Regions from separate parts of the Homo sapiens genome. Here region 1 is linked to region 2. A link is a contact called in ENCODE Hi-C data. All regions are on one chromosome and are shown on one strand. The core of a region is the stretch at or near the end of the contact, and the rest is flanking DNA. Distances in the headings are between cores, read along the strand shown.

Region 1 (6,408 bases), core at 3,165-5,664, 1.3 Mb before region 2:
GGGTATCTCTTTAAGCATCCCGTGCCAGTCATGACTACTCCAGAATCGATTCTGTGGATCTATGAAACATGTGTTTTGATCTGTGTTTACTCTGTCAGCATCCGGGTCCATCGTCTGTTCTTTTCCTCTTTCTGGGTTATCGGAAAATGGAACTGCCTCCTTATAGGAATGATTTACAGTGACATGGGTAGGGAATTTGAACCCCAGGGTGCAGTGATATTTAATATGTTAATGAATGTGTCTGTCTTACAAGTGGTAGAATCAATGTTCTTCTGCCCTTCGATCACTGGGAATGGGAAAGGCAGAGTTGGGATTCAGCATCAACCCTTAAAAAGGGGAACAGACTATGCAGAAGCTCTTTAGTTTAATTAGATCCCATTTGTCAATTTTGGCTTTTGTCGCCATTGCTTTTAGTGTTTTAGTCATGAAGTCTTTGCCCATGCCTATGTCCTGAATGGTATTACCTAGGTTTTCTTCTAGAGTTTTTATGGTTTTAGGTCTTACATTTAAGTGTTCAATCCATCTTGAGTTAATTTTTGTATAAGGTGTAAGGAGGGGGTCCAGTTTTAGTTTTGTGCATATGGCTAGCTAGTTTTCCTAACACTATTTATTAAACAGGGAATCCTTTCCCCAATGCTTGTTTTTGTCAGGTTTGTCAAACATCAGATGGTTGTAGATGTGTGGCATTATTTCTGAGGCCTCTGTTCTGTTCCATTGGTCTATATACCTGTTTTGGTACCAGTACTATGCTGTTTTGGCTACTGTAGCCTTCTAGTATGGTTTGAAGTCAGGTAGCATGATGCCTCAGTTTTGTTCTTTTTGCTTAGGATTGTGTTGGCTACATGGGCTCTTTTTTGGTTCCATATGAAATTTAAAGTAGTTTTTTCTAATTCCGTGAAGAAAGTTAATGGTAGCTTGATGGGGATAGCATTGAATCTATAAATTACTTTGGGCAATATGACCATTTTCACAATATTGATTCTTCCTATCCATGAGCATGGAATGTTTTTTCATTTGTTTGTGTCCTATTCTCTCTCATAAGTGGGAGGTGAACAATGAGAACACATAGATACGGGGAGGGGAACATCACATACCGGGGCCTGTAGGGGGGTGGGGGGCTGGGGGACTAGGGGAGGGATAGCATTAGGAGAAATACCTAATGTAGTTGATGAGTTGATGAGTGCAGCAAACCATCATGGCATGTGTATACCTATGTAACAAACCTGCATGTTTTGCACATGTATACCAGAGCTTAAAGTGTAATAATAATAATAATATTAATAATAATAAAGGCCGGGCGCGGTGGCTCACATCTGTAATCCCAGCACATTGGGAGGCCGAGGAGGGTGGATTGCCTGAGGTCAGGAATTTGAGACCAGCCTGACCAACATGGTGAAAACTCGTCTCTACTAAAAATACAAAAATTAGCCAGGCGTGGTGGCGAGCACCTGTAATCCCAGCTACTTGGGAGGCTGAGGCAGGAGAATCGCTTGAACCTGGGAGGTGGAAGTGGCAGTGAGCCGAGACCAGGCCATTGCACTCCAGCCTGGGCAACAAGAGCGAAACTCCGTCTCAAGAAAAAAAAAAAAAAAAAAAAAAAGAGAGGAACAGACTTTCAAGAAAAAATGTGCAAGAGGTTTGTTATTCATGCTCTCTTTATGTCCTTCTTTAATACATTTGTTTTATAAACATTTACTCCCCAGCCCTGTGCTAGGTACCTGGGATGCTAAAGTTACTCAGCCTTTGCCTCCCCTCAAAGAGCTCTTATTCTAGTGAGGGAAGATAAAAAGTGCTGGGACAAAATATTGTAGTAGAAAGAGATAGGCTATCCTTGAAAAGTGTGGGTGGTTGGGAAAGGCTTCACAAAGGCAATGACATTTGAGCTGATTTTCAGGGTAAGTTGAGGAAGGAAGAACTTCCCAGGATGAAGGCAGAAAAAGCACAAAAGCTTGGGACCTGCTAAAACATGCTATCTTTGGAAATGTCAAATAGTTTAGGTGTCTGGAGTGTACTGTGTCTGGGAAGGTAGTAAGAGATGAGATTGGTAATGTTTTGTGGTCACCCCCATTTAGATGCAGAGAGGAGGTTGGCCATTGGCTACTTGAAATCATTTTGGGAACATAGTCCGGAGCTTCAAGGACTTTTGTTAAATACGGCCAACTCTGCATGATCCATCTTGTGAATTATCAGAAGTCTTGCTGCACATTACTTCCCCTTGACCACCATAGGAATGTATTCTTAAAATAAAAACTCACTGAGGATCAGTCCAAAGAAATCATAATCATGACAGTAAATGTGCTGGAACAACTCAGAGTGGCTCCTTTTTTTTCCACAAGCTTGTGGGGCAAGATAAGACCAACAGCTGCATCAGGACAAGTGGTGGTCATTTTTGGCTGTACCACATAACCAGTGGGTTGGTTTAAAAAAATTTGTACTGACCTACACATTTGGATATGAGAGCTATATGTTGATGGGATTCACTTATATAACGCACTGTCTATTTCACAGTGAAATAAATATCTGCCTCATTGTCAGTGCAGCTGATGTGAAATATGAGCACAGTGCTTTGATTTTATAATGTTTGATGTTTTCTGATGATAAAGTAATAAAACATTGTGGAAAATAGTTACATACACACACACACACACAATGAATACAAGGAAAAACAAAATCATCTACCACTACTAAGAAGCTAAAAAAATCACTATTAACATTTTGGTGCACTTATTCTGTTTTTTTCTTACAGCTAAAGTTTATTAAGATGAATTTTTAAAAATATAACATTTAATTGAGTCCAACACCTCCATTAAGCATTCCTCTATGACAATACTTTTCTCATTATACTGTCATTACTTGCTTATACTTCTTTAATACTCCTAGACTAGATTGTAAAGGTTGTGAGGATGGGAAAGGTATGTTATTCATACAGTTACCTAATTTTGGCACAGGAACCCAAAACTGAGATTCAAGTTCTGGTACACTGACTTTGCAAGGCCCAAGAATCCAGGTGTTTATCTTTTCATTTCTATCACCAGCACCTGGCCCAGAATCTGGCAGGTGGTGTAAACTCAGTGAATATTGGTTGCTTGAATAAAGGAATGAATGAACAGATGGATGGATGGTTGGATGGATGGATGGATGGATGGATGGATGGATGGATGGATGGATGTGGGTTTTTATTTATTCTTCTTTACCCAAAATTCATTAACTCCCTGTCAAGTGCCAGGTCTGGCTAGGCAACAGAAATATAACTAGCCATATTTGATACGAGGCATCCCTGTGAAGGTACTGACCTCCTCTGATGTGGGATAGGGTTCCTATGAGTACAGAGCCCAATCAGCCCCCTTTGGCTGGTCCTCACGGCTTGTCTTGGAGGGGACCCAAGCCCCTCCAGGCTCTCTTTGGCAAGAGACAGAGCAAAGACCGCTATTCCATGGAGTACTATTCCTGTACTCTTCAAAGTGCTCCAGAAATCCCTAGCCTTGGGCCTGTGTTACCCAGAGCGCTCCTCAACTCCCTCCGCGATTCCAAGTTGTCCCTGCTCAGTGGTGGGCGTGCTGTGGAGAGGGTATCTCAATGGAGAAAGACTATAGAGGAGAGGGGCGCCACTGCTCCCTCAGATGAGAGCAGCCCTTGACAAACCTTCCACCTCCCCAGCCAGCTGGCACAACTGGAAATCTCAGATAAGCCCCAGTTCTGGTCAGAACTGGTTTGGCAGCTCTAGGGGAAATTTTCTGTCTGACTGACCCTTTCCACAGAGGGAGCTGGCAGTTTTGCAGAACAAAACAAACAAACAAACAAACAAAAAGAAAGAAAGCAAAGAAAAGGCGGGGCCAAACTAAGGGCTGGGAAAGGCGCGGGGAGGGTGCGGGGCTGGGGGCGCGGGTAGGGTGGCTACATTTAAAACACTCCAAACTTCTGCTGGCTTCCAAGTTTACACTTTGAGATTCAATCAAGATTGCCCCCACCCCTATCCCGCATTCACTCACTCATACACTTCTCTACTTGGCAATGCAGTTTTGTTGCAATGCAATTTGGCAGCGCGATTGTTGAAGCAATATAATCCTGCACGCAGCGCACCTTTTAATCAATGCATTTTTTTCCTGCAATGCTCTTGTTATTATTTTTATTGCAACTGAATCTCTGAACCCTTTTCCCTCCCCATTCGAATCGCGCTCCGGCTGTGATTGCTCGGGTCTGACTTTGCAAGTGGCAGTGCGCTTCCAAACCCCCCTCATCCGCCCCTCGTCCCCCTTTCCCCCCCTCCCTCCCTTTTCCGCGCCCAGGCGAAAGCAGCCGATTGGCAGAACGGTGCTTTCAGGAACAATAACAGTGGGGGGAGCCTGGGTCCTGGGGAGCCGCCCCCGCCCCCCCCAGCACCGTAGCGAGACTCGCGCCCCCCGCCGGATCCCCACCTCCGCGCCCGCCCCGCGGGCTGAGCTGCCCGACCGGGGCCCGCCCCCGGCGCCCACCATGTACGCCTTTGTGCGGTTCCTGGAGGACAACGTCTGCTACGCGCTGCCCGTGTCGTGCGTGCGCGACTTCAGCCCCCGCTCGCGGCTGGATTTTGACAACCAGAAGGTGTACGCCGTGTACCGGGGCCCGGAGGAATTGGGCGCCGGGCCCGAGAGCCCCCCGCGCGCCCCCCGCGACTGGGGCGCGCTGTTGCTCCACAAGGCCCAGATCCTGGCGCTGGCAGGTGAGCAAGCGGGCGGGGAGGGACGGTGGGACCCGGGCGGGGGCTGGGACCCCGGGAGGGGCCGGGGGCCCGGGCGGAGGGGACCGGGGGGAGCCACTGCTTGCTCCTTCCTGCCTCCTTCTCCCGTCCTCTGGGCATTTCATTTGGGAACGGGGTGTCTCTAAGAGGCCAGGCCAGTTAAAAAGACCGGATGGTCCCCTTTGTCTTCCCCGCTTCCCCGAAGCTCCCGCGCTGTCAGTCCGTCTTCATCTCTTCATCTGTGTCTGTCCTCCTCTTTCTGATTCTTTGTGTTTTCTTCGTTCCTTCACTTTCCATTTTTCTCCCTACCTGTTTGTACCGTCATTTCTCTCTCACCTTCTCTTTACCTCTCTCCCAGTTCCTTCCCTCTGTTCTTTTCTGTCAAGAATTAAGTTTCTCAAGCTGTCTGTCTCTCTCCCTTTAAAGGCTGTTGGTACCTCCTTGGAGTGAGGAGCAAGAAGGATATTGTCAGATCTTCTAGGTGGGAGTCCCTCCTCACAGAGGGAAGCTATGACATCCTTGTCCCATCCGGGCCAACATTGGACAGGATGAGGAGGCCATGAACCTCAGTGCACTGGGCTCCACACCACACTCTCCTGCCCCTCCCTGGCCAGGTGGCAGAGGTAAGGAGGTAGAGGCCCTAAGGCATCCCTCAGCCTCCACACCCCTTTCTGAATCTCCCAGAAGGCTCCCTGAATGAGAGAGTTGAGGGCCAGGAGAGAGTTTCTGGGTCAGAATAACACTGGACCTCTCATCCCTGCCCTGCCAGGGCCCTGAGAGATGGGCTAAGGCAGCTAGTCTCATCTCCATTTCGTAGATGAGGGTACTGAGGTTCAGTTGGTGATAGGGAAAGAAACCAGCCCTTTATCCTCCTATGCTCCAGTTCTTCCTGCCATGCTGAGACACCTTTTCCTTTGTAAAGAGAAGACAGCTGGCCCTCTTTCCCAGCTAGTTCCAGAAAGTTTGAGTCTAGACAAGCAAGGAAGGGGGAAGTATCATCTCCGTTTTGGGGAGCAGCCTTTTTAGCTCCTGCTGGTAAGGAGAATGAACCTTAAAGTGGGCAAATAGTGTTCCTGCCTTCTACCAGAAAGAACACGAAGGGTTAGTGACTGAATGAAGATGTTTTGTAATTTTGAGACCTTCTCTATTTTTTTCAAGTTCCTTTGCTTCCTCACATTTAGCCTAAAAGATGAACCCAACATTCTCTCAACCCATAGAGACTTGCCCAGGGTCTCATGGCAAGTTAGCTCAGTCTCACAACTCATGTTGCCTCTGAAAAATCGGTTTGCAGAAGTTGAAGAGTGGAAGAACTGGAAACTGACCAGCAGCACTTGGACCCTTTTTGACAGGCTCTATCCATACCACCTCCCTGATAAGCCCTGGCACACCGAAGTGTAGGCCCACCCACTGCCAGACACCTAGGGCCAAAGAAACTGAGGGAGGGGAAGCAGATTTTAGAAAAGGGAACCATTCATAGCTGATTAGGTTTTATTTTGTTTGCTTACTTGCCTTTAATTACCTGAGGGAAAGGATTAGGAATTTATTTCCCAAGACGATAGGCTTGAGGAAGTTATAACTAGGTTGTAACCTTAGCTTCCCTTTTGCTAGAAGAAAATGCATGCATGCTTCTTGACGATTGTATTGTACTCCTAGATCTGGAAGGGTCCTAGGAGAGTAGAAGTGATGTGTTA
Region 2 (6,080 bases), core at 712-3,211:
CCCGCCGCGGTGCCGGCTGCGGGAGGACTCAGGGACGCCGCGTAGAAGGCTTTGGCGCAGCCCAGCTCCGCGCCCAGGAAGGCGGGCAGGCCTGCGGGGCCCGGGCCCGGGCCCGAGCCTGAGGCAGGCGCAGGAGCTGGGGCCGATCCCGCGCCTGCGAACACCGAGGCCGTCGGAGGTCCGGGTGGAGGCGCGGCGGCGCGGCCTGGGGGTACCGACAGCTGGCAAGGAGCGGCGGCGGCTGCCGCGGCGAAAGCGAAGGCGTGCGGGTGCGGGTGCGGATGCGGGGCCGGCCCCGGCGGGGGTGCGCCGTAGGCCGGGAGAGCCAGCCCGTAGCCGTAGCCGTAGGCGCCGTAGGCAGCGAAGCCGGGCAGGAAAGCGCCGGGATCCCCCGCCGCCGCGGCCCCGCCACGCAGCAGCAGCTCCGGGTGAGGGTGCGGGTGTGGGTGCGGCGGCGGCAGGGGCTGCCGCTTGAAGCGCTTGCGACGCCGCAGGAAGCTGCCGTTGTCGAACATGTCGGCCGACTCCGGGTCCAGCGTCCAGTAGTTGCCCTTGCCCGGGTTGCCCGGCTCGCGGGGGATCTTGACGAAGCAGTCGTTGAGAGAGAGGTTGTGGCGGATGCTGTTCTGCCAGGCGGGGAACTTCTCCCGGTAGTAGGGGAAGCGGCCGCTGATGAACTCGCAGATCTCGCTCAACGTCAGCCGCTTCTTGGGGCTCTGCAGGATGGCCATGGTGATGAGCGCGATGTACGAGTAGGGCGGCTTCACCAGCGGGCTCCGCGTCGCCGCGCCCCCCGACGGCGGTCCCGGCCCGGGCCCCGCTGCGCCGCGGGCCGCCGCGGCGCCTGGCCCCGGGCTCCCCGCTGCGGCCGCCGCCCCCCGGGACGCCAGAGCGCGGGGCTCGCCGTCCGAGCAGCCACCAGACTCCTCCTCGTCCTCGGCTAAGTCTGCCTCGGCTTCCTCCGCGGGAGGCTCGTGGCCGTGGGGGAGCACGTCCCGGGGGGCGCGGGGCCCGGAGCGAGCTGGGAGCTCCCCCCCGCCGCTGCCGCCGCCCACCACGTCTATGTCTGCGTCGGCCTCGGACAGCGCGGCCGGGGAGCTCTCGGAGGACATGATCTCGCAGCAGCAGCTGCCCAGGGTCATGGTGCCGCTGCCGCCGCCGCCGCCACTCTCCGGCTCCGCTCCGGCAGCGGCTCGGGCTCGGCCGCGCTGCCTCTGGGGCGAGTGCGTTTTGCGCGCGGGCGGGGAGGGGGCGGGGGACTGAGGCAGGCAGGGAGGGGTGTCCCCCGGCTCCGCAGCGCCCCCTGGCGGCCCAGCTCGGCCGCGCTCACCTTCCAGGGCACGACCCGCCGGCGGCCCCCGCCACTACCCCGGGAATCCGAGCTGGGACCCGCCGCTGGGGCGCAACGGAAGGAGCTGAGGCTTTCCCTTACCTGGGCGGGCCTCAGCCCCTAGTCCCCTCGGGGTGGCAGTGGTTGGTGGTGGGGGATTGTCCCTCCCGCCTAGCGGCTGCCTAAGGCGGAAGAGCTGCGGGCTAGGGCGGAGCTCCCTGGGCGGGGTGGGGCGAGGCGACAGGGGCGGGCGTAGCGCCTCCGCTGAGGGACCCGGCGGGAACAAACCGCCGCCGCGGCGGGAGCTGGGCTCGAGTGGCCGGAGGCGGGCCCTTGTCTTCGCCGCCGCTCCTGCACCCTGTGCTCCCTGAAGCCGCCGCCTTCAGAACGCTCAGCCCCTGGATGTTAAGGCTCACTCGGGCGCCAGCCGCAGCCAGGGAAGTGGCGGCGGTCCCCACCCGTCCTCTCCCCAAGGCGGCGCCCGGGCCACCGGGCCGAAGCGCAGTGGGAGCGCGAGGCTGAGACGCCGGGACCCACGCCGCCCCAGCGCGGCCCGCCGGCGCCCACCCGAGCCCGCACGGCTTCCAGCCCGAGGGGAGACGCATTCGAGTGATCACCAGGAGCGAACTTGGCGCCCGCAGCCTTGGGCCTGGGAGAGGTGAGATTGCGGCGGCGCCCTCTCCTCCCTCCGCTGTCGGGCCCGCCACCCCTCTCCGCGCGGAGAGGCCGGGCAGAGCGCCGGCCGCTGTGGCCGCGTTCCCGGGGCGCGGGCCGGTCTACTGCTCCGAGTTTGCCTGTTCTCCGACCCTCTGGATCTCGGCATCCGTTTGTCTCAGTCTCTGTGACTATCTCACTCTCCGTGAGTCTCTGTGGAAACGGCATTTGTCTGGATGTCTGTTCATGGGTCTGGGAATCCGCTTAATTTCTCCCTCCCCTCTCCCTGGCCCCAGTTGCCCTGAGGACTGGACACCCCCCACCTTCCTGGCTCCCAGGGTTCTGGGCCCCACCGACAGGCGGCAGGACCTCCTCCGCCCCCTGCCCGACACCCCCTCAGTGAACCCTGACCTCCACCAAGTGTTGCCTTCATCTCTCAAAAGTCTTGTGCAACTAAGGTTGGCCCTGTGCCTTGTTTCTCGCTAGCCGGGTTCCTGCCCATCCTATTAGACCTCTTTCTCCCCCGGCCTCCCTCCAGGACCCAGAAACAAGCAGCTTCAACACAGATTGGGCCCATTTCAGCCTCTGGGGCACGGAAGGGGAGATGGGCGCTGGACGTGAGCAGGAACTGAGCGGATGCCTGGGCTGCTGCCCCGACAGCGCCGCACAGTGGCTAAAGCTCGGGCGTGCGAGGCCGGAATCCCAGCTGCCTCCGCTGTAGCAAGGCTGTGTGACCCTCATTAGGTGACTTCCCCGCTTCGGAGCCTCAGTTTCCTGGTCTGCATAGTAGTTAAGAGCAGCGACCTTAAGTCAGGCTCCTGGGGTTCCAATCCTGCCTTCACTACTTACCCTATCTGTCACCTTGGGCAAGGTTCTTTGCGCTTTGTTTCTGCCTTTGTAAAAATGAGGCTAGTAACACCTACCTCAGAACTGATGTATAAGTGTAGCCATATTCTAGGCCATTTAGGAAAGGGTACTGAGAACACTTTGCAGTTTCATCTAACAGCAGCCTCCAATCTACGGGATAGCCTGGTGTTAATCCAACTCTCCCATTCCACAGATGGAGCTACAGAGGCCCAGGATAGGGAGAAAGAACTCACCCAGGCTCCTGCAAAGAAATAGAACAGAGTTGGGTTGCAACCCTTTTCACAGAATCCTCAAAATAGAGTTCTTCATCCCCCCAAGGTAAGGGCAGAAAAAAATGGAAGGCAGGTCTGACTACTCATGTCCTTTGAGAGGAAGTCGCCTGGGCCCCCTCTGGGACCTCTGACCAAGGGGATCCATTTAATGTGCTGTTCCAGCATAAACTGTCATTGGAAAAAAGAGAAATCTCGTCCTCAAACCATGGACAGCAAATTGGACAGGGACTAGTAGCCCTGGAATTGGAATTTCCTGGGTGACAGACTGTCCGGGGAAAAAGGTCTTGGAGAGAAGCTTCTTGCATGAGTCCAAGGAAACTCACATACCTAGGGTTGCTAGATTTAGCAGATTTATTTTATCTGGCAACCCTACACATACCTCAAGCTTGCTCTTGACTACATGGATATCTGTCTCACACTCCCAGAACCCCACTCACAGATACCCCACACCATGGACCACACACCAACTCCAACCCAGCTCAACTCTGCTAGTATCTAAACAAGTGGAGAGAAAAACAGTGTTGGCGTCATCCTACTCCATTTCACCTTCTGAATGTCCTCATTTCTTTTTTTTCTTTTCTTTTTTTTTTTTTTTTTTTTTTTTGACTGAGTTTCGCTCTTGTTGCCCCCCTGCTGGAGTAAAATGGCCTGATCTCAGCAGCTCACCACAACCTCAGCCTCCCAGGTTCAAATGATTCTCCTGCCTCAGCCTCCCAAATAGCTGGGATTACAGGCAGGCACCAACATGCCCGGCTAATTTTGTGTTTTTAGTAGAGAGGAGGTTTCTCCATGTTGGTCAGGCTGGTCTCAAACTCCCTACCTCAGGTGATCCACCCGCCTCGGCCTCCCAAAGTGCTGGGACTACAGGCGTGAGCCACCCTGCCCGGCCTGAATGTCCTCGTTTCTAAAACAGCAAATGGGAACCAGTAGCTTCCTTCCTTGCCAGCACTCCCCTGGCTCCCCAGGCTTTGGTCAGGGTGAGACTAGCCAGGGCACTTGCTGCCCAAATTTCCTGCTTCAGAGAAGTTCTACCAAGCAGCTACAGCAGCCAGCCCTTGCCTCTGCCTGGCCTTGCTGCACGTTCACTGCTACTGAGACCTACACTGGGGAAGGGGAGTACAGAATCCCCAGCTTCTGCTCTGCAGGGTTGGGGAGGGAGAATCCAGACCCTTCACATACATACTTTTTACAGGAGCGGAAACTGAGGTCCAGGAGATCATGTTACTTGTCAGGCTTTTGAGGGGCGCTAAGCTGGGTTGGACCTACGTGTCCGGGTTCCTAGCCCAGAACCCCTCTGTTTATCCAAATAGCTGTTTCTCTAACCGAGCTCCTCTCTGTATAGAGGGATTTCTAGTAGCCTCTCCTCCCTTCCAAGGTTCTGGGCCAGTTTGTTTTCAACAGTGTCAGGAGTAAGTGCACTGGGGACTGGGAGAAGGGCCACCGCGGGATTCGGAATTTATTTCGTTTTCTTTGCTTCTTCTGTGACCCTTACTTCTTTCGCCTACCGGCTCAGCCTGTTCGGCGTCTTGCAGCAGTGCCTGCGATCCCGCGTGAGTCCGTCGCTCCCTCCGCGAAAACCTGGACTCTTTCCCAGAAGCCTTGGGCTCCAGCACCATGCCTGCTGCAGCCGCCAAAGAGCGGGAAGCCACAGGCTCTGCGGGTCTTGGTTACAGCGTCTCTGGTCGTGCCGGGCCTCCTTCTGCATCTGTTCCACGGCCCGGCCATCTCCCTCGTGCAGCCCAGAACAATTGGGAGGAAGCGTTGGCGGGCGGAGGGGGATGCCTGTTGGGCTTTTCCACTAGTTACTGAGTGTTTTTTGCGAAGAGTACGTTGCTATCAGTGGCGTCCGGGTCGTCTCTCCCTCTCTTCCTTTTGGTCCCCATAAATGAGCTGTTCTCGGCTCTGGGAAAGAAAAGCCCTCCAGCGATTATGCGGATCTAATTAAGTCAATCAGGAAACTGCCGGAGAGCGGCACTGGCTTGAAGCGGAGTTTGTCCTGAGGCACAGCGGAACGATTGCACGCGGCCCTTTTCAGCGGTTCGAGCTCGGCCAGCGCCGGGCTGCAAACGGAAGCCTGAGCTGGGCTTGGGGAACTACGCCCGCAGATTTCTCTAATTTTATTCACAAAACTGGACACCCTCAGGGAAAGCGGCAAAGCCGGCGCGAGCCTCCTTCCCACTCTGGACCTAGCTGCAGCTCCAAAGCGAGATAGCTGTCTAGCCTCAGCCGGTACAGCTCCCGGCCCCTTTCTCCACCCGGATCTTCGGCTGCTCAGAAGCGATCAGCTCCCTTAGCCCAGGTGGGAGGCGGGAGACTCCAGATCCTGTGACCCGCGGAGGCAGACCTCAGACATGTTCCCCATGCACAGAAATGACTGGGGCTCCAGTGTGTGCACCTTCAACTCTGAAGCCCACCTGCCCACTTCAGGCGCTGGCGCGGAGATAACCACCACGCGTCTGCCGGGCAAAGTTCGAGAGTGAATTTACATCTTCTCTTTCCGCTACTCCTGGCCACTGTCCCCTCCCAGCCCCATCTCCCCCGCCCCCAACCCTGGACTATGTGGTAGGGGACTCGCTTAAGCACCCAAGTACTGCGCGGTTGTTGAGACCAAGGCGAGCTGCGGAGCCTGTGGGCTGTTGTTCGTGGGAAGAGGGTTGCGACCTCAGGAGAGACCGAAAACAGCGCCACTTGAAACCCGCCGGTCCTGAAGATCACAGAGTTCCCGGAGTGGTAGGGAAGGCTCCACGCTCTTGAGAGCAGAGGCGGCCAGGGGCAGTGGGGGACGCTTCCAGGTATGTGGGAAGGAGAACTTCATGTCTAAGTGCGCTCTTGTGGGTTTCTCGGCCAGCTGGGCCGAGCCTCTCTTTCTCTGTCCTCATGTGTCTGTCCTCTGGACAACAGTGGCTCTGTATGGCGGATTGCGACCCTGAGTGACGGGCGCCTGTCTTGCATCCTGT

Evidence for each region. A loop is a pair of places that touch in the nucleus more often than their neighbours do. Pooled maps may share reads with other maps.
Region 1: a loop to region 2 is called in a map of CD8-positive, alpha-beta T cell, with 19 times the contacts of the local background. The contact joins the promoter of BEND5 here to the promoter of LINC01389 in region 2. A Hi-C loop is called at or near these places in 2 of 168 maps with a recorded cell type or tissue (CD8-positive, alpha-beta T cell and Right ventricle myocardium inferior) and 4 of 50 pooled maps.

The regions. Positions count from the first base shown.
Region 1 is chr1:48,774,897-48,781,304 of GRCh38, reverse strand. BEND5 (BEN domain containing 5) reads left to right here and starts at 4,414. Exons shown (of 6, transcript NM_024603.4): 1 at 4,414-4,699. The coding sequence starts at 4,474. The region is part of intron 6 of AGBL4 (AGBL carboxypeptidase 4); the gene reads left to right.
Region 2 is chr1:47,433,198-47,439,277 of GRCh38, reverse strand. LINC01389 (long intergenic non-protein coding RNA 1389) reads left to right here and starts at 1,961. Exons shown (of 5, transcript NR_126355.1): 1 at 1,961-1,988. It overlaps FOXD2 (forkhead box D2), which reads right to left and starts at 1,234. Exons shown (of 1, transcript NM_004474.4): 1 at 1-1,234. The coding sequence starts at 1,142. FOXD2-AS1 (FOXD2 adjacent opposite strand RNA 1) reads left to right here and starts at 4,637. Exons shown (of 1, transcript NR_026878.1): 1 at 4,637-6,080. RefSeq lists silencers at 1,005-1,184, 1,215-2,114, 2,595-2,754 and an enhancer at 4,637-5,152.